Linked DNA regions of Homo sapiens: region 2 is linked to region 1. Evidence: read pairs that join two places in POLR2A ChIA-PET (ENCODE). Cell type or tissue: OCI-LY7. All regions are shown on one strand. Each heading gives the region's core, and the rest is flanking DNA. Links, peaks and the distances in the headings are about the cores only. Region 1 has its middle 54 kb from the start of ACTR2. Region 2 overlaps SPRED2 (sprouty related EVH1 domain containing 2).

Region 1 (16,298 bases), core at 5,547-9,546:
AATTCTAAAAGTCTGCCACAATATTAATTGGATCATTTTAAATGAGTATGTTTATGTGAGTGCCTTGATGTTCTGTAGGGGTTGAGATTTTTTTCGAGGTGTCTGTGCACAAGAAAATTAAGCGATCTATTTTACTTTAGAAAACCAAATCTTGCTGGGCATTGTGTAATCCCAACAATTTGGGAGGTCGAGGCAGGCGGATCACTTGAGGTCAGGAGTTTGAGACCAGCCTGGCCAACATAGCAAAACCTGTCTCCACTAAAAATACAAAAAATTAGGTGTGGTGGCGCATACCTGTAATCCCAGCTACTCAGGAGGCTGAGGCAGGAGAATTGCTTAAACCCAGGAGACAGAGGCTGCAGTGAGCCAACATCATGCCACTGCACTCCAGCCTGGGCAACAGAGCGAGACTCCATCTCAATAATAATAATATATAAAAATCTAAGGGTTTCCTGAGTTGTTAATTCTTATATTTTCATATTTTCTTATGTTTACATGTATATATTCTTATATTTTTATATTTTGTGACAACTTAGTGTTTGAAGAGTAAGAAATTTGGGCCTAAATGAGGCTCAGTTGTTAAATTGATAATACACATTTGACCCCTTTATTGGAAACCTACAATTTACCTCCAGATGTGTTTTTTTTTTCCCTGCTAACTTAGATCTACATTTGAAAGCTTCTGGCATTAATTAATTTTTATTTAAGAGCTATTAGGAAGGAGTGGAACCTAAACTATGGTGACAATTTAAAGGACCTTGATTCAAAGAATCAATTAAGGAGGCTGTCCTCTTTGTTTTGCTTTTACTTAGTAGTTTAGGTGGAATTCAAGCAGATAATATTCAACCTCTAAGTTCCCTGCTTACACAACTTGGAATTCTAAAGGAGTCTCTAAAATGAAAACATCCCACAGGAAGTGATGTAGCTAAAGTATGATTATCTGTATTTTTAAAACAAATTACTTGTCCTTCAAATGTCTTTTTCAGTATGGGGTCAGAATCACATGTTCCTTTTGTTAAAAATGCAGGCTCTTAGGCGGGGCGCGGTGGCTCACGCCTGTAATCCCAGCACTTTGGGAGGCCAAGGCAGTGGGGGATCACCTGAGGTCAGGAGTTCGAGACCAGCCTGATCAACACGACAAAACCCTGTCTCTACTAAAAGTACAAACCGGGCATGGTGGCGGTCGCCTGTAATTCCAACTATTCCTACTCAGGAGGCTGAGGCAGGAGAATGGCTTGAACCCAGGAGGTGGAGGTTACAGTGAGCTGGGATCAGCCACTGCACTCCAGCCTGGGTGACAGAGCGAGACTCCATCTTAAAAAAAAAAAAAAAAAAAAAAAAGCAGGCTTCCTTGAGCCCCACTCTGGACCACCGAATGGAGCCTGAGGGTTTGCTTGTTTTCCAACTCTTCCCCCACAACTCTCATACTCCTGTTTTAGGGGCTAAGAGGACAGTCAGGCTTCAAAGTATGAACCACTCTCCTGGGCCCACACCTGCAATGCCCTTCTTTCCTCCTCTTCCTGGGGAAAACTAGGGCTTTTAGCAGATGGGTTCAGAAGTGACACAGGAAGCAGCCCTGGGAAGCCGGAACCACTTAGAGACCATCTTTTGCCAGTGTGCTGACCTCTGCTCCACCTCCCCCAAATGGATCTTCAGTTCAAATGGATGATAAACACCTTTTCATTAAAAAGGCCAGTTCTGGGATGGTTAAAGCACCATCAGTCATTTACACATCCATTTGTATTAAAAGGAAATCCAGAGACTCACACTGACGCCTAGGGGAGATTAGCAGCTCTTTGTGATGTAAGTGAAAGGAAGGTCTGTAACTTTGGCCTAAGGAGTGCATTGGAGAAAATTGGTAGGTTCCTGAGGAAATTCAGTTTTTAGAGCAAGCTCACTTTTTAGGGCAAGCTCACCTTGGTAGATGAGAGTTGAGTGCTGGAAGTGGTAAAATAACCAAAGCAAACTGCTCATTTCAACATTCCTTTCTCCTCGCTTCCGACTTGCAGTGTTCCAGCTTCCTGAACTCAAGCTAGTACAGCTAATGCTACAAGTTTAGCTGCTTGATACATGAAAGTGATTTATAATCAGGCCAAGAAACCAACCTACCAGATGTAGCTTTACTTTTAGAGAGCATGTATGTATTTCAAGTTCTATGCAACTGACAAATGAACTTTTGGATGCAACTTGTTCAAAAGTGGAAGTATTGAATTGTTTATGGTGACCAACAGTCCACACATTAATGACTGCTATAATTATGTTTCTTATGATATCAAAACTGACATGGTCCCCTAATACAGAATGCAGTTCATAATGTGGATTTGGGGAGTGCCAGTGTTCACCATTTGTGTTTTTGAAACACAAGGTATAGGTGGTGTGAGGAAAACTATCTTCTGACTTTAAGCTACTATTTTTTAAATGGTATGACAACTTTATGTTGATTTCTTTTGGTTAATCCGACCAGTCTTAGTGTTGCATGAAAATGATCTTCATCATTTCCATTTCATAGCAACTCTTTTATGCCTTAAACATTTTTTTTCTGTTCATACCATTCAAAAGAAGCTAAGATTTGTGGTGTGAGCCAACACAAATCCTCCCTCAGGTGCTTTAATAACAGTAAGACAGGCTTCCTTGAATATCCTAAATGAAAGCTTTGTTTTGTTGCACTTTTGAACAAATACGTGAAGAGAATGATTTATGTAATGAAATTCCATGTTTTAAGAGTCTAAAGAGGATTGGATTTATGGTTCTTCCACCCCCATCCCCACCATTGAAACTAGAAAACTTGTGACTTTGGCCCAGATCGCAAAAACCTTTGCTGCTCCCAAGTTCCCTGAACTGTTAGGATAAAATAGAATACTAAAGAGTACCTTAAACTCAGAAGGCATGATTTGCTAACTGTCAACCTAAACCAAATGGCAGCTCACACCACTAGCTGATTTTATTCAGAAGATAGGGCTAAAGGAGAAACTTTTCCCACTAAATTTCAGTACAGTTACTACTTTCAAGAATACACCCTGTTTTCTTCAGGCTCTGAGCTTGTCTGCTGAAATAATTAGCTGTGAGGCAGACAGGGAAAGAATTGCATCTGCAAAAAGCAGGAAGACAAGGTCAAGAGAAGAGGAGGCAGCTTGACTCACAGCTGCCCACCCTGCAGAGGAGCAGAGCTTGCCAAGAATATCCACATTGATTTATGGAGAAAAAATCAGGAAACCATTCACCCCAGATAGCTTGGATTTGTGACAATATCAGTGTAAACGATTTCCATTTAGACTGTGAATTCCGAGTCTCCGTAGGTGCTCCATTTTTTCCCACCTTCGCCCCTTCTCCGAGCATTTCTAGCAACACTCGGGCCAGTGATTCTCAAACTTTGGGGTGCCTGAGACTCTCTTGAGCTAGTGACAATGCAGATACCTGGCTCCACTTCCAGAAATTGAGGTGACACTCTTAGGAAGGGGTCTTTTGCACTTAGAAAAATGTGAATCAGAAACCAGGGAAATTTTGTAAGAATTAAGCTACAGACTAAATGATATTAATAAAAAATCTTGGTATGTTTGTACAGAAGGTTTCACTTAATTAGGAGTTTCCTAAGAGAATGAAGGCAAAGGCTTTTCCGCCTGGGGACTCTTGAGACTCTTCGGGCTTACTCTCCAGGGTGCCACTGTATACCTTGAGAAAACTGCTGGCTTGCTTCATTCTTGTGCCTAATCTTGCTCACAAAGGAACATGCTACCAGTCTCATCTGCTTCCAAAGGGCTTTGTTTCAAATCCCTTTTGGAAAAGGGGTGCATTTTTCTGCCTTGGTTTACTGCCTTTTGGAGAACAAGAATGCATCTCAAACGTGTTTATTGAACTTTTAAAGTTCCTTGACTTTCTGCGGGCAGAGCCAACCATGGTCTTCAGACCCTACGTTAATTAAGAGAGCTAAAAAGGAAGCAATGAGAACAACAGCGAGGACACGACAAAGCTGTAAGGTCACCATTTATGAGTGTCTGTGAAGTGCCAGGCACTGTACCTTAAGCATTTGCCAGCATTCTCACTTAATGCAAGTAGGAATTATCACCACTTTGTAGATGAGGAGACTGAGACTTAAGAGGTAAAGTAACAAGAACAAAGACTCAGAGCTAAGAAGCTGTAGAGCCAGAGTGGGGCTCAAGCATCTTCCTGACTATACAACCGTTGCTTTTCCAACACCCATTGATGGCTCTGTGTGGTGGTCATTGAGCCCTGTCCTATTTCAAAGCCTTGATCAGTTTAGGAGGCTGTCTTGACCCTGCGCCTCATCACAGGCCTTGGGAAAAGCACTTGTCCTTTGTGTGCCTTAATTTAACTCAGTGAGTCAAGTGCCCCAAGCCTGGAGTGGTTGGCGTCCCAAGTGCCATTTGAAAAGTGCTTTGATATGAAGTGCCCACAAGGGCTTGCTCTTCTGTTGATAGCAAACCATTTCCATGAAGAAACTTAAGTGGAAGCTCTGGGAGTGAACGAGTGAAAGGAGTGTTGGCTACAGGCATTTGGATCCAGAGGAGCTTGTCCCACTTTTAGGAGTGATCAGTTGAGGCTTTTTTCCCCTTGGTAGGTTTAATTTTTGACCAGCAGGTGTACACTGTGGTCCAAGGCCCCGGATTTGGCTCAGAGCTTCATAAATGAGTCAGTGGAGTTTATAAACTCTCCACTTGCAAGAGGAAGGCAAGAAATGGAAAGAATGACAGTTACTAAGGTTAGCAGTGGCCCCTGGAATCCAAGTGGCCCTTGAGAAGAACACTTGGGGAGGGGAAGCATTTGAATCACCTACATCTGCTAAGAACTTGTCCTGTGTTTTGGGAACGTTCTGAGAATGGCGACTACATGAGCTAGCTCTCAGACCAGCTGTCTTCAGAGGGGACCACCTAATGGGAGGCCGACCGTAGAGGCTAAAACATGCAAGTTACCGCCTGGGAGACGGTAACAACGCTTCCATGCAGAACAGCTGTGTGTTACTTTAAAAGCAGCTAATTTCACTATCTGAATTCAAGGATGTTTCCCAGATCTCCATGCTGTGAATAGCAGTGTTGTTTGAGATGGCCATTATTGCTTACATCCTCCTCGAGCCAGGAGCAGAGGGAGGAGCCTGGATCTGGGTCTCCTGTCCCACTGCAGCAAGAGGACATGATTAGTGGTTAGCCTATCTCTAAAAGCCCTGGGGAGCTGAGTGTAGGAAGGAAGGAAGGAAGTTGTGTAGGATAAACAAAACAAAGCAAAACCCCAAAAAGCCACAAGAAAGTACTTCAGATGTGCAAGAATCTGTAATTCACATACTCATGGGATAGTTGAGGGTTAGGACCTGGATTAAATGTTTTCACATGGAATGGGAATACCAAGAACAAAGCAACTGAAGAGTGGGGCGACTGGCTTGGTTTTAAAGAGTCCTGGAAACAGAGTCCTCTTATTGTTTCTGGATGTTTAGACACATCAAGGCCGACATATAAATTGTTTTAAAATAGTATCTGTTCTCAGTCTCACATGCAAAAAAAAAAAAAAAGGAAAAATATATCTAGCAAGTTTTACCATAAGATCATTGCTAATTTGCCTTTAGTTTCCCATGACAAGATTCAACAGTTTGATAATCTCGTGGAAAATAATTCACTTTTTAAGAAAATGTGGTTTAAAAGAAGTGAATATACTGATAACTATGAAAGCCTCTCTTGAGTAAGGCAGTATTTTAGAGTAACTGGACTGGTTGCTGCATGGCAACCTTCACAATTCAACGAGTTTTTTGTTCGTTCGTTTGTTTGTATTTTGAGACAAAGTCTCGGTCTGTAGCCCAGGCTGGAGTGCAGTGATGTGATCTCAGCTCACTGCAACCTCCGCCTCCTGGGTTCAAGCGATTCTCCTGCCTCAGCCTCCCGAGTAGCTGGGATTACAGGCACGCACCACTGCGCCTTTTTTTTGTATTTTTGCTAACTTTTTTTTTGTATTTTTAGTAGAGACGGGGTTTCACCATGTTGGCCAGGCTCGTGTTGAACTCCTGACCTCAGTAATCTGCCTGCCTCAGCCTCCCAAAGTGCTAGGATTACAGGCGTAAGCCACCGCGCCTGGCACAATTCAATGTTTTTAAAATAAAAAAGATTTGTCAGGGCTTCCCAAACCTCAAAGATGGGTTTTCTCAGTATCTTAATGGTCATTTAGACGGAACCAAACAAATACCTTTAAAAAGTAGGAGTGGCGGGCATTTTAGTAGGCTGCTAAATATCTCAATATCAAATGCACCAAGGATTACTAAGCCAAATTGTATGCCGTAGTTGGAAGTGTTAGCCTTGTGCAGCTGTTCTTGTGAAGGGCTTGGGGGCCAGCTCCTGTGGGAGCCAAGGATTTTTTTTTGCAGGTTTTGTCATGTATATGTGTTAAATTAGTTTGGAGAAGATCTGTCAGGTTTAACTTGGTGATGATTTTTTAAAAAATCAGTTCATGGCCGGGCGCGGTGTCTCACACCTGTAATCCCAGCACTTTGGGAGGCCGAGGCGGGCTGATCACGAGGTCAGGAGATCGAGACCATCCTGGCTAACACAGTGAAACCCCGTCTCTACTAAAAGATACACAAAAATAGCCGGGCATAGTGGCGGGCGCCTGTAGTCCTAGCTACTCGGGAGGCTGAGGCAGGAGAATGGCGTGAACCCGAGAGGTAGAGCTTGCAGTGAGCCGGGATTGCGCCACTGCACTCCAGCCTAGGTGACAGAGCGAGACTCCGTCTCAAAAAAAAAAAAAAATATCAGTTCATGACAATGTTACAGTTTGCGCAAAATAAGCACATTTGTAATTTCGTATGTATTAAATTGACTTCCTAGGAGACAAATCTTTTTTCCTCACTGGATAACATTATTTTATCTTGTGTTAGTTACAATCATTTGACCATAAAGCTTACCTGTAAGGGGGCTCTGTTGTTTAAAGATTTCAAGTTGCACTTCCTAAGTCAAACGGTGATGGGGTAAAGCAACTTCCCAAGGCGTTCCGTTCTCAAGTTAGAGAACTGGAAAGGCACTGGAGTACGGTTCCCTCCTTCCCTTTTTAAAGTAGCCCTCGACTGGGTGCAGTGGCTCACGCCTGTAATCCCAGCACTTTGGGAGGCCGAGGCGGGCAGATCACCCGAGGTCCGGAGTTTGAGACCAGCCTGACCAACATGGAGAAACCCCATCTCTACTAAAAATACAAAGTTAGCCGGGCTTGGTGGCAGATGCCTGTAATCCCAGCTACTCGGGAGGCTGAGTCAGGAGAATTGCTTGAACCCAGGAGGCGGAGGTTGCAGTGAGCCGAGATTTGCACCATTGCACTCCAGCCTGGGCAACAAGAGCGAAAGTCCGTCTCAAAATAAAATAAAATAAAATAAATTTAGAAAGCAGCCCTCGACTCATGCCCGTGGCTCATGCCTGTAATCCCAGCACTTTGGGATGCCGAGTTGTGTGGATCTTTTGAGCTCAGGAGTTCGAGACCAGCCTGGGCGAGACAGCGAAACCCCATCTTTACAAAAAATACAAAAATTCAGCAGGCATTGTACTGTGCGCCTGTACTCTGAGCTACTTGGGACGCTGTGGTGGGAGAATGGCTTGAGTCGTGGGGGTGGAGGTTGCCGTGAGCCGAGATTCTGCCACTGCAGTCCAGTCCAGGCATCAGAGCCAGATTCTGTTTCAAAAAAATAATAAAGTAGCCCTCAAAAGTGACATTTAAAATTACTTGTATTTGGCCGGCCAGGTGTGGTGTCTCATGCCTGTAATCCCAGCACTTTGGGAGGCCGAGGTGGGCGGATCACCTGAGGTCAGGAGTTCGAGACCAGCCTGGCCAACATGATGAAACCCTGTCTCTACTAAAAATACAAAAAATTAGCCGGGTGTGGTGGTGCACGCCTGTAGTCCCAGCTACTTGGGAGGCTGAGGAAGGGGAATCACTTGAACCCAGGAGGTGGAGGTTGTAGTGAGCTGAGGTTGCACCACTGCACTCCAGCCTGGGCAACAAGAGCAAAACTCTGTCTCAGAAAAAAAAAAAAAAAATTACTTGTATTTGCATGAAAATCACTGAGTTTCAAATCTGAAGTGTTCTTCAGAGTTCTAACGTGTAAGAACACAGAGTACTATGATATTTCCCCAAGAGTATTCTGTGAGTCCCAGCTAAATGCCCTATATCCCAAGTGTGCTTTGTGGTTTAAAGAGTTAGAGAAATGCTGCAGAAACCTTCCCTGCAGCATACTAAAGTCTCAGAGATGTCCTGCAGGGAGAAAACCCAGCCGACTTTATTCAGCAAGGGATCTCTTTCTGTTTCTCTCTCTCTCTCTCCCCCTTTCTCTGTCTCTGTGTGTGTGTCTTTCCTTTCTCTCTCTCTCCCCCTCCTTCACTCCGTCCATATCCCTCCCTCTCCCTCTCTGTCCCTCTTTCCCTTTTCCTTTCTCTTTCTTCCCCCACTCTTCCTCCCTCCCTCTCCCTCTCCACTTTTTTACCTCCCCTCCCCCTCCCCCTCCTCTCTCTCTTCCCCTCTTCCTCACACCCTCCCTCTGTGGCCCACCGCCTATTAGCACTATGCAAAGCACATTCTGGGAAATCTGGGTCCTAGCCAGTAGGACAGCTGTAGTAGCTATGGTGAAATTTCACATTTCTGGGCCCTGCCTGTTTCCTCCTTTGTCAACAGCAGGTTTCCAGGTGCTAGGAATTGTCATCACTCACACTCCCTTCCTCAAGGGTTTGCTTTAGAACTAAGATTCAAGGATTATCGATGTTTTTAATATAAGAATAAGCTGTAGAATGCCAAACAACAGCAGATAGGAGGAGAGAGAAGACTAAAACTATAACTGACAAATACATTAGACTAATGAATGCAAAGAAAACCTAGAAACTGGGAGGTTATTAGTGGACATTGGTCATGACTTGTGGCCACCAACCATGGTTTGAATTCTCTTCCCATGATTAGGGATTTTTCTACATTACAAATCTTGCTTCCCTGAGGCAGAAGTCCACAACTCACCCTTCTAGCTTTTCTTGTAGCAAAGATCTGCCCGTTAGACACTCCCACTCCAGAAGCAGCTACCCAGAGGAATTGTTTCCTAGCCAGGGGTCACCACAGGCCTGGGGTTTTGAAGCAGAGCTGGGCAAGGCACTTGGTATTCAGTGCCCAGTGTCAGGGGTGTGAGTGGCAGAGACGATGTCCAGGAGGGGAGGTGGTAGGAGTCACTGCTGAAGGCCCACAGCATGGTTGGGCCTTGGTCATGACTGGGTGTCCTCCAGCTGGACTCTGCGGCAACCTGGAGATTCTGTGAACTCCTACATATTCTTTACTAGTTTATTTCTGCTTAAATCATCCAGGGCAGGGTAGGGTTTGTTGCTTGCAGCTAAGACCCTGACTAATATAGGTAAATCCTGACAATATCTGGCTGGGATGCAATTCTGTCTTAAGGAAGCCAGTGCTTGGCAATGAAAGACACTGGATAGTTCCAAAACATTTAGTTCAGCAATATAGAGTGTGTTTCTTCTCTCACATGTCCAAGGTAAGAGCTCTATGTGCCATATGTAGCAGGAGCTCAATATTTATCAAATTAAAGTCAGCTTTCTCAAAAGAGAGGTGCCATCTATTTGTTCAGTCCCTTCATCCAGTGGAATGAGATTCTGACTTAAGATTTCCATGGGAGCAGAAGGTGAAAAGAGCAGACAGTGTGCTCAGCTATATCCTGCCGAGTTTGCTTTTGCACCCCATGAATACGGTAAGATTAATGAAATCCCAAATAAACTTCCAGGAAAGATGAAAGAATTTATAAATGGTAATGATGTAAAGTAAATTCACACTAGGGTTTTCCCCTTTCTTAGAGGAGCTGAGGGTGGGGTGAGGAGGGGGCTGGTAAAGGATCAGGATTTTATTTGTGTCTTCGCTGCAATAAAGCAGAAATGTTAGACACCAAGAAAGCCACTCTGAAAAGTATTTTCCTTGATCTCAGGAGAATGTGGAATTATTTAATAAATCAACAAGTCCAAGATCAAGGTGCCAGAAAAATAAAAAAGTATATTGCAGGGAAAAGCCCAAAAAAATTAAAAAATGATTAAATAGGCGGGCGCCGTGGCTCAAACCTGTAATCCCAGCATTTTGGGAGGCCGAAGCAGGTGGGTCACTTGAGTCCAGGAGTTCGAGACCAGCCTGGACAACATGGTGAAACCCCATCTATACTGAAAATACAAAAATTAGCTGGGTGTGGTGTGCATCTGTAATCCCAGCTACTAGGGAGGCTGAGGCATGAGAATCACTTGAACCTGGGAGGTGGAGGCTGCAGTGAGCCGAGATCACGACACTGCACTCCAGCCAGAGTGACATAGACTGAGTAAAAAAAAAAAATTAATTAAAAATTAAATAATCAACAAATATTTTAAATCCATTACCTGATATGGGCTTAGCTATTTGAGGGTTGCTGTAAAAAATATTGAAGCAGCCAGGCGCGGTGGCTCACGCCTGTAATCCCAGCACTTTGGGAGGTCGAGGCAGGTTGATCACAAGGTCAGGAGATCGAGACCATCCTGGCTAACACGGTGAAACCCCATCTCTACTAAAGATACAAAAATTAGCCAGGTGTGGTGGCGGGCACCTGTAGGCCCAGCTACTCAGGAGGCTGAGACAGGAGAATGGCGTGAACCCACGAGGCAGAGGTTGCAGTGAGCCGAGATCGCGCCACTGCACTCCAGCCTGGGCAACAGAGCGAGACTCCGTCTCAAAAAAAAAAAAAAAATTGAAACAATATTTAGTTTTTTCTGAACCATTTGAGAGTAGCTTGAGACATCATGCCCTGTTACCTTTTAATACCTCAGTGTATATTTCCTAAGAACAAGGATATTCACTTACATAACCACAGTTACCAAATTCGGCAAATTTAACATGGATGCAATTTTTTTATGTTCTACACTCCATATTCCACTTTTGTCAATCGTCCCATTAGGGCCTCAAAGCAGTTTCCCTATCCTTTGCAGAATCAAATCCGGCATCACATACATTTAGGTATATTCCTTTTGTTTTTGTCACTCTGGAACAGTTCCTCAGCCTTTCTTTGTCTTTTATGACAGTGAAATGTTTGAAGAAGAGATGCCAACTATTTCATAGCACAATTTGGGTTCCTCTGATGTTTTCTTGTGATTAGGCTCAGGTTAGGTAGCTCTGGCCACAAAACTGGATGGTGATGTTGAGCAATGTCCATCTGTTAATGCTCATTTTAGTCACCTGGTCAATGTGTGGTCACGTTTCTTCATTGCCGAGTTACCATATTTTCGTCCTTGCAATTCATAAGCAAGCTGTGGGGTGATAAACTCTTGTTTTTTTGTTTGTTTGTTTGTATGTTTTTTGAGATGGAGTCTCGCCCTGTCACTCAGGCTGGAGTGTAGTGGCACCATCTCAGCTCCCTGCAACTTCTGCCTCCCTGGTTCAAGCGATTCTCCTGCCTCAGCCTCCTAAATAGCTGAGATTACAGGTGTGCACAACCACGCCCAGCTAATTTTTGTATTTTTAGTAGAGACGGAGTTTCACCATGTTGGCCAGGCTGGTCTCAAACTCCTGACCTCAGGCAATCCACCTGCCTTGGCCTCCCAAAGCGATGGGATTACAGGTGTGAGCCACCGTGCCCAGCCATATACTCTTGTCTTTTAAGGGAATGGGACATACCATATTAATGGAGGCTACAGAGGACTGTAGTGAGAACCAGCTCAAACAGTCCTCACTCAGCCATTCTCTAGCTGTGCGACCTGGACGAATTCTCTAACTTCTCAGAGCCACCGTTCCTTTTCTGTGAAATGGGATAATAATAATATTTCCTCCCAGTGTTGGAAATATAAGTAAACATGTAAGATACTTGACTCACAGGAGACATTCTACAATGTGAGTGTGCTTCTCATTCTCCTTTGCTTTTTTTTTTTTTTTTTTTGAGATGGAGTCTCACTCTGTTGCCCAGGCTGGAGTGCAGTGGCGTGATCTCGGCTCACTGCAACTTCTGCCTCCTCAGTTTAAGCGATTCTCCTGAGTAGCTGGGGTTACAGGCACCTGTCACCATGCCTGGCTAATTTTGATATTTTTAGTAGAGATGGAATTTCACCATGTTGGCCAGGCTGGTCTCTAACCTCAAGCGATACACCTGCCTTGGCCTCCCAAAGTGCTGGGATTACAGGTGTGAGCCACCGATCTGGGCCTTCTCCTCTGCTTTTTAAAGTTACTTTAACTTTGTGCTTTTTAAAAATAGAGATGGGATCTTGCTATATTGCCCAGGCTGGAGTGCAGTGGCTAGTCACAGGTGCCATCATAGCTCACTGCAGCCCTGAATTCCTGGCCTCAGGCAATCCTCCTGCCTCAGCCTCTCAAGTTGTTGGGACTCAGGTAACACCACTGCACCCCAACTTTGTACTTTTAAAGTTACTTTAAACTCCAAAATTGAGGACAGTGGTTTGTTGATCTCTTACTATTGTTTCTAGTGCCATGAAGGGACATCAAAGATAAGCGAATCATACAATGTAACCTATGGCAGGAGGCATGAGAAACAAGATATGCAACAGAGGGCCTCTTTGGAAATGGCAGGAGCAGGGGCTGGAGGCAGCAACAAAAGTGTCATCTTGAAAGGCGTCTTCATGTGCAGCTTGAGAGTCAGCTGTGAGGAAAATAGCCAAGGAGACACAGACTATGAGACTGCCCGTGCCCTAGAGCTCTTTGCAAAATCAAGGTCTCAGGGCTTCACCCCATCCCCTGACCAAAAGCAAGGGATGTGAGGCAGAATCTGCCTTGCTGCCGATTCACTGTGTGTCCCTGGGAAAACCACCAATCTTCTCTAAGTCTCCATTTTCTCATCTGTAAAATGAGGGGTTTTGACCAGATCTGTAGTTCTCCATCTGGGCTGTGCATTAGAATCATTAGGGAAATTTTTTGAAACATTCTAATTCCTGGACCCATCCCCAGACCACTTGAATCAGAACACAGGTATCAGAATTTTTCAAAAATTCCCCCAGAGGATTCTGATCTTAACCAAATGTGAGAACCACAGACCTAAATAATCTTAAATAACCTTGCTAGATTTAAGTTTCTATGAATCCATGAATGGAATATTCTGAGGAACTGAGTTTTCTGATGAACTTAGAATTCACCACCAGAAATTCCTTTTTGTTTCTATTCCTATTTTTGAAAACTCTTCTAAAGTGAAAAAGTTTAAATAATCTTGAAGGTCCTTCCTACCTTAAAGTTTCTATGACTACATGAGAAGGATATTCAGAGGAGCTAAGTTTTCTGATGAATTTAGTATTTACTAATTTGCCACCAAAAATTCCTTTTCATTTTTATTTCTATTTTTGAAATCTTTCCTAATGTGTAAAATTCCAACCTCCTGTCTAGGGAAGCAGGGACAATAAATTCATAACATGGGGGCCACCACATGCTCTCTTCCCTTGACAGGGCAGACATTACTAATTGATGAAGACACTGACCTCCAACTTGCCATAAAAATCCATCTCACCTCTAGGCAGCCATGACCAATCAGTCAAAGCTGACACTGGAAATGAAACCGATTTGCCATTTTGGGTTTGGTAAATTTAGCTCAGTATTTCTTTCATAATGGGGTATCTTTCAGGGCCTCAAAGGCAAGATTCCAAACAACCCTTCCTCCACTCCATCCTCTCCAAATACACCGGGCTGTAGGACAGGTGGTATGGGGACTGTGCTGAATGTATACTGAGTTCAGATAAACTTTGGGTATAAATAAAATTTTTATAAAATATGTTTTGCTACCATTTACATCTTTTCCTTAAATTTAATCCAAAGAAGCCAGTTCTGGGGAAGCAATATGGCAAGTAGAGTAGGAGCGTGGGTTCAAATCCTGATTCTGCCGCTCACTATTTGGCCCATTTTGGACAACTTCCCTAAATTCTCCTCTCTGTCTTCTCGCCTCAGTCTTCTCATCTATAAAATGGGGGCTAATAATAGTATCTACCTCATAGGGTTATTGTGAGATTTGAATGAAATAATAGACCCAACACCCAGGGTCTGACACGCAGGGAACTCAACAAACCTTACCTATTTTGCTTGCTAATACCATACATTGAGGACTTCATTAAGTGATTTATGGCAAATCAAAATTGCATAGAAGTTAGAAGTAGTAGAAATAATAGTAGAGGAGATAATAGAAATACCTATATTGTGCCCCATTTGCCATCCCTTGGGAGGGAACGAGTCTGCATCCGCTCAAAGAGTCTGTGTCCACCCAAAGTGAGCGCCTTGGCAATGTGGTCTTGGGGGGCAGCCTCCACATCTGGGGTGTGGTCACGTAAGCTTGAAGCACTTAGCAAGAGCTGTGGTGGCCCAAAGGGGGTGTTTTGAAAATTGGCAGGTGTGCTTTTTTTGTTGACTCTGCCGTTGGCATTTGGGGATGGGGAGGAAGCTAGATGTCCTGCAATGTGTCGGAGAGTCCCAGACAACAAAGAACTCTCATGCCCCACATGACTTTCAGATGTTCCCCTAGCCTAAACTCACTACAAATGTAAATCATCAATAATTAGAACACAATGATCCTGAAAATAACTTGAAAGGAGTTACTTGAAAAGCCCAGTAATTTAGAAGACCATTCCATAGAGAGAAACTTTTTTTTTTTGAGATGGACTCTCATTCTGTCGCCCAGGCTGGAGTGCAGTGGCGTGATCCCAGCTCATTTCAACCTCTGCCTCCCAGGTTCAAACGATTCTCCTGCCTCAGCCTCCCTAGTAGCTGGGATTACATACAGGCCTGCACCACCACACCCAGCTAATTTTATATTTTTAGTAGAGACGAGGTTTCACCATGTTGGCCAGGCTGGTCTCGAACTCCTGACCTCAAGTGATCCACCCCCTTCAGCCTCCCAAAGAGCTGGGATTACAGGCGCGGGCCGCTGCGCCTGGCCTATAGAGAGAAACTTAAATGGAAGAAACGTCTTGCCCCGAAATGATTAATTTACTCATACTGTGCTGGTTGCTTGCTCTATGTATTGAGCATTTCTGATTATAAATTTTACTGAAAAGAATTTCAGTACAGTAGGGAGTTTACTGTACAATGAAACCAACTGAAAATAAGAAACAGATTTGAGATTTATTTAAACAAATCTTGAGCCAAATATAAAAGAGCAGACTCATGAAATGCAAGGATGTCATAGGTTTTTTTTTTTTTTTTTTTTGTCTTTTTTTGAGGCAAGGTTTCACTCCGTCACTGAGGGCAGTGGCTGGAGTGCAGTGGCACGATCTCAGCTCACTGCAACCTCCACCTCCTGGGCTCAAGCAATTCTCCTGCCTCAGTCTCCTGAGTAGCTGGGATTAACAGGTTCATGCCACTGTGCCCGGTTAATTTTTTTTTTGTTTGTTTGTTTTTTTTGTGGAAATGGGGCTTTGCCATGTTAGCCAGGCTGGTCTCAAACTCCTGAGCTGTGGTGATGCGCCCACCTTGGACTCTCCCAAAGTGCTTGGATTGCAGGTGTGAACCACGGCGCCTGGCCTGAGATGTTTTGACACAGGCGTGCAATGTGAAATAAGCACATCATAGAGAATGGGGTATCCATCCCTTCAAGCATTCATCCTTTGAGTTACAAACAATCCAGTTACACTCTTTAAGTTATTTTAAAATGTACAATTAATTTATTATTGACTGTGGGCTGGGCACGGTGGCTCACGCCTATAATCCCAGCATTTTGGGAGGCCGAGGTGGGTGGATCACTTGAGGTCAGGAGTTCGAGACCCGCCTGGCCAACACGGTAAAACCCTGTCTCTACTAAAAATACAAAAAATCACCTGGGTGTGGTGGTGGACGCCTGTAGTCGCAGCTACTAGGGAGGCTGAGGCAGGAGAATCACTTGAACGCTTGAGTCCGGGAGGCAGAGGTTGCAGTGAGCCGAGATTGCATCACTGCACTCTAGCCTGGGCAACAGAGCGAGACTCTGTCTCAAAAAAGAAAAGAAAAAAGAATTACTATTGACTATGATGTGGCCTCTTTCAAATCCATCCTCACTGTCCTTTGTTTCTCACAGGATGCAGCCCCCAAGTTCATTTTAAGTGCTAGAGACTCTCTCCAAAACATACCCTTATCCCAGGTCATAAAATCGAGGAACCACAGTGATGCTGTATTTTGTAAATAAGCCCCAGATCATTCATGACTTTGAGTCTGTAGCTTGTTTTAGTATATTACAGATTGAGTATCCCTTTTCTGAAATGCCTGGGATGAGAAATGTTTCAGAGTTTCTGAATTTTGGGATATTAGCATGTATATAATAAGATATTTTGGGGAATGCGACCCAAGTCTAAACACGAAATGCATTTATG
Region 2 (11,424 bases), core at 50-4,049, 110 kb after region 1:
ACAGGTGACAACAGGTGTGCATTACCATGCCTGGCTAATTTTAATTTTTGTAGAGACAGGGTATCATTATGTTGCCCAGGCTGGTCTCGAACTCTTGGGCTCAAGTGATCCTCCTACCTCAGCCTCCCAAAGTGCTAAGATTACAGGCGTGAGCCACTAAACCCAGTCTCTTCCAAAACTTTTATGTGTGGACAACCCTTCTTCCTTTAGAGAGGAGTTGAATATCCACCTACATGTTCTTCTAGTTTATTTTTTATTTTAAGGATTTCGTTTTTTTAGTATTCATCTTATAGTCTTAAAATGTGAGGTCAAGCTCTATATTAGAACAAAATCACAAAGCCCATGGTACAATGGAGTTGTGTTGAAATGAGGAAATTGTTAGAAATTAAATCCACAGGATACAAACTAGGGATTTGCATGAGACCTACTCTCAGTAATGAATCAGTTCATTAAAAAGCTGTACTTGACAATGAATAGGATTAATCAGAACATGCCAGGGACACTCAGTCCTCCCCCTCCTCCAAGCCCTTGTCTTCCTAAGGGTTGTCGGGGAAGACTGTTGAGAGTGGCAAGGATGAGGGACGGAAGCAGAGGGCAGCACATGGACCAGCACGGGACCATGGATCCGTCAGACCTCCATGAACTAGAGATTCTACCTGCTACTCAACAGCAAGAAAAGGAACTTCGAGGAGCCTGCAAAGAGTTTAAAATAGATCTCTCCTTTTCAAAAGGCAAAAGATCATGGAACTAGCTATTTTTCTTACAAAAAGTTGTTGCTACAGAGATAAAAATAAGGCAGTATGTTATTTTAAATAATCCTAAATGTAGCTTCCAACCACTTTTAGACTCCTGCACAGAGATAGATGCAGTACTATTGTAAAAAACCCAATGTTGCGAATGTGGCATCTCTCCCCAGCCTGACTCTCCACCTACATTTCCAGCCTCTACTCCCTTCCCCAAAATCCAGAGCTGAAAATTGCTATTTTATGCAATACCTGTTTAGTGATTAATCATAAGGCTTTTTTTTTTTTTTCTTTTTTTTGAGATGGAGTCTGGCTCTGTCTCCCAGGCTGGAGTGCAGTGGCACAATCTCGGCTCACTGCAACCTTCACCTCCCGGGTTCAAGTGATTCTCCTGCCTCAGCCTCCCGAGTAGCTGTGACTACACAGGCACGTGCCACTACCGCCCGGCTAATTTTTGTGTTTTTAGTAGAGACAGGGTTTCATCATGTTGGCCAGGCTGGTCTCGAACTCCTGACCTCAAATGATCCGCCCGCCTCTGCCTCCCAAAGTGCTAGGATTATAGGTGTGAACCACTGCGCCTATTATTTTTTGTTGTTGTTGTTTTTACACTTTATAATAACGGTCATTATAAAGCGATTTACCAGAAATGAGAAAGACTTATTGGTGTCTCCTGGTCTGTGGCCCCCTTCTCAAAACAACTATCTCAAGTATTCCCTCATACTAGGGAAACATGAACTATTTTCTTTGGAGAATTCATTTATTCATTCATTCAGTCATTGTTATTGCCAACTGTCAGGCTACTCTTGATAATGGAACAGAAACCCACAATGGAGTCAAAGCTGCATTCCAGTTGCAGCTCTGGCACCTAATAGCTGGGGGGTCTTGAGCAAGCTTCTAAACCTTCTGAACCTGGGTTCCTCATTTCTGAAATGGGGCTAAAACTACACAAGCAAAAAATGTTATGAGGAGTATAAGGACGTGTGAAATACTAAGGCAGGAAAATTGTAACATTTCAATGAATAGCAGCTGCTACTTGAAAAAAAAAGCTTTCCCTGTGCCCAGTGCATCTCTGGATGAGATGTCTCCCTCATATGTAAATTTTTTAAAGTCCAGCAAACAATTTAAATTCTCATTTCCTCTCAGGTAGCTACTCTGCTAGAAATAGACCAACCACACAGTTCAACAACTATGCAATTACACATCATTTGGTTTAGGAAGATGATGCCACAGATGCATCCTCACTTTAAAATTCTCAGGTGCCTGGCAAAGGATGCTGCTTTTAGAGACCTGCCCTCCATCAGGGTGGCTGCTGGCGCCCTGCACAGACCACTCGGATAGAGGCAGCTGTGAATGGACAGGAACAAGGGCTTAATGGACCTTCCATTTAAAAGCAGCCTCAATGAACACAAAAACTGAGAATGAGAAAGGCCTCTGGGTCAAATCTAACTGAGGAACACATACTTTATGACAACAGGTTTCACAGACGCTAGATCCAACATTCATCGGACCACTGGAACTTAGAGAAGAACAAACACGTGCCCTGCCCCCTCCCTGGTGCTTACAAACACCCATCAGGACAGGGCTTTGTCCCCTGTGTGTGCACCTCAGTCCCAGGCCTCCTTGCTTTTCTGCTACGGTACGAAGATTGCTAGGAGCCATGAGGGGTTTTGCTTACTATTTCTATTTCCCGGGACACTGAAGTCCGCTTCCGATCACAGTGAGGCGCAGGGAGGGTTGAATGCAAAGGACTAGATATTCAAGTGCTGGCTAAAAGGCTTTTTCATTTTTATATGAAGAGAAAATAAAACAACAACAACTGCATTTTCACATTATGCTACTTCTGTCTTTTTCTTAGGCAAATGTATGCTAATTGTAGTGATTTTTATCTATTTTCTGACCGAGGAAAATAGAAGACTGCTGTGGGTTGGGGTTGATTCTAGTAGCAAGGGTACAAGAGATATCCGGTGGCCAGGATTTGCCATCCCCAGTAACCTTGGGTGTACCTCTCCATCACCCAAGGTAACTCCGCCCGAGGTATCCAGCCCACTGACTGTTCATCCCCGTGTCCCTGCCTGACCCCTGTCATTCCACTGGGCCTCGGATCTAAGTGTTCCACGATCTCCAGCACTTCTCGCTCCGTGGCCCCGGCTCCTGGCCTCCACACACTCTTCCCTTACCAACGTTAACCCTCCACGGATTTTGTCTATCACTAGGTCCAGCCCTGATACCTGTCTTCAGCCCCAGCTGAATGGGCAGAGTGTCCCAACCTGACCTTCAAGTCTGTGTGTGGGGTTGAAAAAGAAGAGGACTTTCCCCCTTCCCCTTCTCTCCAGGGTTCTCACCACGGCAGTACCCTACGCAGTGGAAGTTAGAAGCCTCTGCCCCAACTGAACCCCACCTCCCTCACACTCATCCATTCAGCTGAACCCCAACTCCCTCACACTCATCCATTCCTTTCTACCACACCCCGCATCACCTGTCTCTCATGGCTTCCTGTAGTGTCTTGACTTACCTCTGCCTCTGACCTCAATTCATCTTGCACATCATATTCGATCCACTTCTAAAAAGTCATTTAAGGTCTCTAAATGTGTACTCGGTTTCCTTATGGGTAGAAGTGGGCATCAACAGCACCTATCTCATAGGGCAGTTATGAGAATTAAAACAGGTTAGGGGTATCGGGCACCTGGGATAGTGTCCAGCACACAGTAATGAACTCAAATATCAAATATTTTTGCAGTTACTGCTGGAAGTCCTGCTGTGGCCACGTCACACTCCATTAAAAACCTTCAATTGCTCCCTGCTGCTTACAGAGTAATTAGCTCAGGACTCAGGGTCCTTTTTTCCATCTGCCTCAAGTCACTTTTTTTTCCTAAACTTTATCTCTTCAAATTACTCCTTTTTCTCTTCAAATATCTTTTGCTCTGGCTAAAGCCTGCTCAGTTCAAATCTGGAATTGAACTGTCTTGGGTTCAAATCTCCACTCTAACCACTTATGAGCCTTCTCGGGCAAGTTATTTTAATGCTGCAGGCCTTAGTTTTCTTATGAGGAAAAAAGTTTTCTTATGAGGAGGATTAGATGGGATAATGTGGGTGAGGCCTCAGTCAAGGGCATGGCAACGCAGTTAAAGGTTGATTACTCTTCCTCTCTTCCACCTGTTTTGGTTTTGTTTTCTAACTTTTGTGCTATATCTCTGCCTAAAACTTCCCTCTCTGCACAGATAAACCTGTCCTTCAAGGCTCAACTCAAATGTCACCTTCTCCATGTGGGTTTACTTGAAACCCACCCACTAATTTCCTTCCCCCACCAAATACCTACGGCGCATCATGCTATTCTTGGACACAACAGCAAAAGCTCCCGTGTGCTTGCCCTATGTCCTACACTTGACTGACAACATTTGTGGACAGGCCCCACGTCTGATTCATCTTTGAGTTCTCCACACGGTCCTGCATATAGCAGAAACTTGGTAAATATTTGCTGAGTGAAAGAACAAATTTTTGGAGCAAAGGCAAGAGGGAGTTCCAAGCTTTGAAGACTACGGAACCAGCACTGTAGTATAACTGAGCAACAGGACAGAGATGGGTTTGTCCTGGGACATACTAGAGAAGTAAAGAATTTTTTTATTCCAAAGGAGCAGTGAAGCCAAACTATACAAAGTGAAGTGAAGCCAGCTTCCCCTGTCTCCTCCAAGTGAAGCATGGCCGCCTCCCCAGAGCCAAGGGTGTTGCCATTTTAAACAAATAAGTCACCCTGCTCTGATGCAAACAGCCCTCAGTGCTTCAGTCCTGAAGGGAGGGACTCTTGTATACCATGCACTTGAAAAATTAGATCTTTGTTTCCAAGAGGCTATTCTAAACTTCTAACCAGGCCTGTCTGCTTAGCAATCTCCTTAAAAGCATGTGCTGGTAGCAAGTACAGCTGCATTCTTAATCACTTACACCCCACAACCAACTAAAGATAGCTTGAGGAGGTCTGCCATATGCCAAATTCTTCTTTTAAATAAGAACACAAGAATCGTTCATGAAAAAAAAAAATTCAGTCATAGCCATCAGAAAAGGGAAAAGGAAAAAGATTTGACTTTTCTCTCCTTGTTTTGAATGAAATACCAAAGTAGAAAAATTTTGATAAAGAAACAGATACACACTACATCTTGGCACCAGGCTTATGCATCTGCATGGCCTGGCCTCTGAGACCCCTATCACAGTATTTACTCCTGAGTACCCTGAAAATGACTCAGGCCTGTCACAAGTTAGCCACAGACAGCGCCAAGTAATAAACCCAGCCCTCACCGCCCCCATCCTGAACAAATGAGCAGGGTTAACTTTTCTCACTGGCAACCAGAATGGGTTGTGGCTTATGACATGTCTCTCTTTTTCCTTTTTACCTAAACCCTACTAATCACTCAAAGCAAAGCTCAATTCCTTTCTCTTCTGTCAAGCTTTTCACAACTACCTAAACCAAGATAATTTCTTGGTCCATCACTAGGTCCAACCCTGCCCAGCTGTGGGCAGAATGTCCCAACCTGACCCTTCACATTTCTACAATCTGTTTCTAGCATCACTTTTTTTTTTTTTTTTTGCCCTTTACTCACAATACAAGGTAACATATGTATAATCCACAGACCCAGGCCTTTCTAAATAGATTGCCCACTTCCTGAAGACAGGAGCCTCATCTTAGCTAGACTCCTTTAGACATATCCCCCACTCCAAAGTACCTGAGCTACATGGATGAGTAGAATCGATATTGTGAAAATGACCATACTGCCAAAAGCAATCTACAAATTCAATGCAATTCCCATCAAAATACCACCATTATTCTTCACAGAACTAGAAAAAAAAATCCTAAAATTCACATGCAATCAAAAAAGAGCCTGCATAGCCTAAGCAAGACTAAGCAAAAAGAACAAATCTGGAGGCAACCTATTACCTGATTCCAAACTATACTGTAAGGCCATAGTCACCCAAACAGCATGGTAGTGGTATAAAAATAGGCACATAGACCAATGGAACAGAATAGAGAACCAAGAAATAAAACCAAATACTTGCAGACAACTGATCTTTGACAAAGCAAACAAAAACTTAAAGCAGAAAAAGAACACCCTATTCAACAAATGGTACTGGGATAATTGGCAAGCCACATGTAGAGAATGAAACTGGATCCTCATCTCTCATCTTATACAAAAATCAACTCAAGATGGACCAAAGACTTAAATCTAAGGCTTGAAACCAAAAAGATTTTAGAAGATAACGTTGGAAAAACCCTTCTAGACATTGGCTTAGGCAAAGACTTCATGACCAAGAACCCCAAAGCAAATGCAACAAAAACAAAGATATATGGGACTTAAACTTAAAAAGCTTCTGCACAGCAAAAGAAACAATCAGCACAGTTAGCAGACAACCCGCAGAGTGGGAGAAAATCTTCACAATCTATACATCCAACAGAGGACTAATATCCAGAATCTATAAGAACTCAGCGAGAAAAAAAAAATCCCATCAAAAAGTGGGCTAAGGACGTGAATGAACAATTCTCAAAAGAAGATATACAAATGGCCAACAAGCATATGGAGAAATACTCAACATCACTAATTATCAGGGCAATGCAAATCAAAACCACAATGAGATACCACCTCACTCCTGCAAGAATGGCCATAATCAAAAGATCCAAAAATAATAGATGTTGGTGTGGATGTGCTGAAAAGGGAACACTTTTACACTGTTGGTGGGAATGTAAACTAATACAACCACTATGGAAAACAGTGTGGAGATTCCTTAAAGAACTAAAAGCAGAACTGCCATTTGGTCCAGCAATCCCACTACTGGGAAAAGAAGTCATTATATGAAGAAGATACTTTCACATTCATGTTTATAGAAGCACAATGCGCAACTGCAAAAATATGGAACCACCCCAAATGCCTATCAACCAACAAGTGGATAGAGAAAATGTGGTATAGCTGGGCGCGGTGGCTCATGCCTGTAATCCCAGCATTTTGTGAGGCCAAGGTGGGCGGATCACGAGGTCAGGAGATCGAGACCATCCTGGCTAACACGGTGAAACCCTGTCTCTCTTAAAAAATAAGCCGGGTGTGGTGGCGGGCGCCTGTAGTCCCAGCTACTTGGGAGGCTGAGGTAGGAGAATCGCTTGAAGCTGGAGGCAGAGGTTGCGGTGAGCCGAGATCACGCCATTGCACTCCAGCCTGGTCAACAAGAGCGAAAATCTGTCTCAAAAAAAAAAAAAAGGTGTATATATATACACCATGGAATACTACTACTCAGTCATAAAAACGAACAAAATAATGGCATTTGCAGCAACCTGGATAGAACTGGAAACTATTATTCTTTTTTTTTTTTTTTTTTTGAGAGGGAATCTCTCTGTCGCCCAGGCTGGAGTGCAGTGGTGCGATCTCAGCTCACTGCAACCTCTGCCTCCCGGGTTCAAGTGATTCTTCTGCCTCAGCCTCCCTAGTAGCTGGAACTACAGGTGCACGCCACCACGCCTGGCTAATTTTTGTATTTTTAGTAGAGACGGGGTTTCACCATGTTGGCGAGGCTGGTCTCGAACTCCTGAGTTTGTGATCTGCCTGCCTCGGCCTCCCAAAGTGCTGGGATTACAGGCGTGAGCCACTGCGCCTGGCCTTAACTGGAAACTATTATTCTAAGTGAAGTAACTCAGGAATGGAAAACCAAACATCATATATTCTCACTCATATGTGGGAGCTAAGCTATGAGGACACAAAGGCATAAGAATCATACATTGGACTTTGGGGACTTGGGGGAAAGGGTGGGGATGGCAAAGGATAAAAGATTACACATTGGGTACACTGTATATTGCTCAGGTGATGGGTGTACCAAAATCTCAGAAAATACCACTAAAGAACTTATTCATGTAACCAAACACCACCTGTTCCCCCAAAACCTATTGAAATATAAAAATTAAAAAACAAAAAAACAAAAACCCCCAACAAAGTACCTGAGCTAGTCTCAGCACTGCAGGGTATACACAGGTATAAACTCTTCTCCAATGAAGTTACTGATACTCAATCCTTCTGACATCAAATTCAGTGATTACCTATTAGTTTTCTGAGGTTTAGCTCTTATATTATTCTGGTCCCTCCACAATCCTCCCCCTCAATCCTTCTTAAATAGTTATATGACACTTTTAACTAAGTCAAGATTTGGTGATAAAACTTATGATTATATAAATATTCAGGGCCAACCCTGGAATAGTCCATGGTTATATTTTCTTTCTTATAACTTTCTGCTTTATTCCTATATTAAATATTGCCTCCCTGTTTACTTTTGCTTAGTTTTCTATGTGTGAATTATTGTTTCATCCACAAATAGGGCCAGAAAAAAACAAGTTGTCAGAGAAACTGAAAAACTATTCTCTCAATAGGATCAAAAGCATTTTTGCTTGATGCCATCCCTTCTGGGACCGTTGGCCCTCATCCCCCATCTTTTTTATCCTCATAGGTTACTGGGGTACAGGTGGCATTTGGTTACATGAGTAAGGTCTTTAGTGGTGGCCCCATGTTCCATCTAGGCCGACTGTGCTCAGGGCCTCAGTGTGTGGGCTGGGGTATGGGGGTTCTTCCCTTCCTTTCTGTTCTGTGTTCGTCCCTATTTCCTAGATTCTTTGGTGTTCTCTCTCTCCTTTTCCTTTCTTGCTCTGATGGAAGGTCCTTTCACGTCCTGTTTCTGGTTCAGTCCTGAATCTGGAATCCAGAATTCAGGATTCTGCAGCAAAAACTCCAGCTATCCCACCTTCAGCTTTGCGCCACCCACCCTGGAAGGCAGTTCAGTTCTAGCGTTCTCTGCTCTACTAAATTCACACGCTGGCCTTCCATCTTACAAGATTTGGTTGGTATTTCTCTGGGAAGTTTCTGGGCTTATACTGTTTTTATTCCTTATCATCATTTTAAAATTTTTATTAGTTTTTTTGAGACAGAGTCTCACTCTGTCGCCTAGGCTGGTATGCAGTGGTGTGATCTTGGTTCACTGCAACCTCTGCCTCCCAGGTTCAAGTGATTCTTCTGCCTCTACCTCCTGAATAGCTGGAACTACAGACGTACCACACCACGCCTGGCAATTTTTTTTTTTTTTTATTTCTTAGTAGAGACGTGGTTTCACCACGTTGGCCAGGCTGGTCTTGAACTCCTGACCTCAAGTGATCCACCCGCCTCAGCCTCCCAAAGTGCTGAGATTACAGGTGTGAGCCACTGCGCCCAGCCCCTTATTTCCATTTTACAGTTTTGGGAGGAAGCAGAGATATATACACTTGTTCAGTTTACCAGAAGCCTGCTGAATGGGAACTTGCAGCTTAGCAAGAAGACCCCCCCAGGTGACTCACATGCATATCAAATGTTTACAAACAGATTTACAGTTAGTTGCCATGTCTCATACCATTTTTTTTTTCCTGGTAGCATCAAGTACAAAGACTTATAAGTAGTGAGAGCTCAAGAAGGTATTGGCCAGGCGCGGTGGCTCACGCCTGTAATCCCAGCACTTTGGGAGGCTGAGGCGGGCAGATCATGAGGCCAGGAGATTGAGACCATCCTGGCTAACACGGTGAAACCCCGTCTCTACTAAAAAAATACAAAAAAATTAGCCGGGCATGGTGGCGGGCGCGCCTGTAGTCCCAGCCACTCGGGAGGCTGAGGCAGGAGAATGGCATGAACCCAGGAGGTGGAGCTTGCAGTGAGCCAAGATCGCACCACTGCACTCCAGCCTGGGCGACAGAGCCAGACTCTGTCTCAAAAAATAAATAAATAAATAAATAAAAAAGGAAGTATTTACTACTAACAGTTGGTCAATATTTTAGTTAACTATATGCTAACATCTACACTACTCAGATTATAAATTGTAAAACGATCAGAATATTAGCGCGCGCGCGCACACACACACACACACACACACACACACACACACACCTGTTAATTTGTCTTAGGTAATTCTAAAGGAACACAGGTTTCATCACCAGGAGGATCAGGTATTTCATACAGGCTTGTCTGTGCAGGGAGGCCAGGAGTTTGAAAGCAGCCTGGGCAACATGGCAAAACCCCATCTCTACTAAAAATACAAAAAATTAGCTGGGCGTGGTGGCATGCACCTGTAATCACAGCTACTCGGGAGCCTGAGGCACGAGAATCACTTGAGCCCGGGAGGCGAAGGTTTCATTGAGCTGAGATCTGGCCACTGCACTCCAGCCTGGGAGACAGAGTGAGACTCTGTCTCAAAAAAAAAAAAAAAAAAAAAAAAAAACCAAAAACAAAATAATGCTATTGGGGATCTGGATCACTGAGTGAAGGGTGGTGCCATCTGTCAAGTCAGGAAAGGCCGGGTAAGCGGGCTGCCCACTGTAGGGGATGAGAAGTTCTCTTTTGGATATTTAAGTTTAGATGCCTGTTAGACAACCATATGGAGATACTGATATAACTCTGGAGTTCTGAGAATGGCCAGGCTGGAGAAATCAATCTGAGAGTCATCTGCACACAGATGGGATGTGAAGTCATAGGACTAGATTCCATCCAGGCAGGCCTGCAGAGGGAAAGGAGAAGGGGGTAGGATTGAGCCCCTGGGGTGCTCTAGAGCCTAAAGCAGGCATAGTGAAGGCATAGGAATTCCTATCAGAGCTCATATGGAATCACAGCATCTCAAAACAAACTAGAAGTTAAACTCACACCTATGTAATTGCCTGAATTGGATTAATATAATTCCATAAAGAGCTGTGTCTGAAGAAATCCTCTGATAATTCAGAAATTTTTAAAATCAATAGGCATGGTACAGACATGCAGAAAATCATAATTAGGGTTTTAATGTTGCAAGACTACAGAAGATTTGCTTCATTATTAACCAAAAAAGGGTTACACAATGATGAGCACATTTGGTTGAATTGAGAAATATAAATGAATCTATGTTTGGGGCATTTTACACTTCTGCCAAAGAATTTATCGGCACAATCTTTCAGCCAACACTGAACTAATAACATTTGATTTACATCCAAAAGCCAAAATACATTCCCAAAAGCCAGCCAAATACAAAGCTTCAGACTTCACTAAAGGTCCACAGTGAATGCTGAAACGTCCAAGCTCAGGACCGGCTATAAACTCGGCAGTACTACATTAACCATGTGCAAACCAAACAACAGCCTCCTAAGGAGACAACTATTAAATATTTCCAGAAGGGGTTACGGATAGTAGAGTCAACATTTAGAATAAGATCAGATAGACATCCATTTCCTTTAAAAGACAGGGTCTCACTCTGTTGCCCAGGCTGGAGTGCAGTGGTGCATGCATCAAAGCTCACTGCAGCCTCGAACTCTTGAGCTCAAGTGATCCTCCTGCCTCGGCCTCCTGAGTAGCTGGGACTACAGGCGTGTGCCACTGCACCTGGATAATTTTTTTAAAACTTTGTGTATAAGTGGAGTTTCCCAGGCTGGTCTTGAACTCCTGGGCTCAAGCAATCCCCCCACCTTGGCCTCCTAAAATGCTGGGATTACATGCGTGAGCCACTACGCCCATCTGGGATAGACATTTTTACGACACAAAGAAATCCTCAAAATACTAAAGACTAATTGAAATCGCATTAGTGGAAATGTAGTCCAAGGAGTAGCATCATGGGCAGCACCCAAAAGCTGAAGAAAAAAGCACCATCTCAGGCCCCACCCCAGGCCTGCTGAATGGGAACT

What was found. Peaks named below come from ENCODE experiments on the same cell type or tissue, not always from the same donor. Only the 100,000 strongest peaks of a DNase experiment are listed, where the experiment ranks them.
Region 2: POLR2A ChIA-PET joins it to region 1 with 5 read pairs; 6 of 35 experiments call an interaction of 5 or more read pairs at or near these places.

What each region holds. Positions count from the first base shown.
Region 1 is chr2:65,273,674-65,289,971 of GRCh38, forward strand. No RefSeq gene overlaps it. Among named protein-coding and RNA genes, the nearest start is that of ACTR2, 54 kb to the left of the region's middle. RefSeq lists an enhancer at 1,420-2,087. In OCI-LY7, for the core only: no CTCF peak of the experiment used is centred there; no DNase peak of the experiment used is centred there.
Region 2 is chr2:65,392,308-65,403,731 of GRCh38, forward strand. All of the region lies in intron 1 of SPRED2 (sprouty related EVH1 domain containing 2), which reads right to left. Among named protein-coding and RNA genes, the nearest start is that of SPRED2, 35 kb to the right of the region's middle. In OCI-LY7, for the core only: no CTCF peak of the experiment used is centred there; a DNase peak (open chromatin) is centred at 1,954; H3K4me3 peaks cover 3,731 bases; H3K27ac peaks cover 4,000 bases.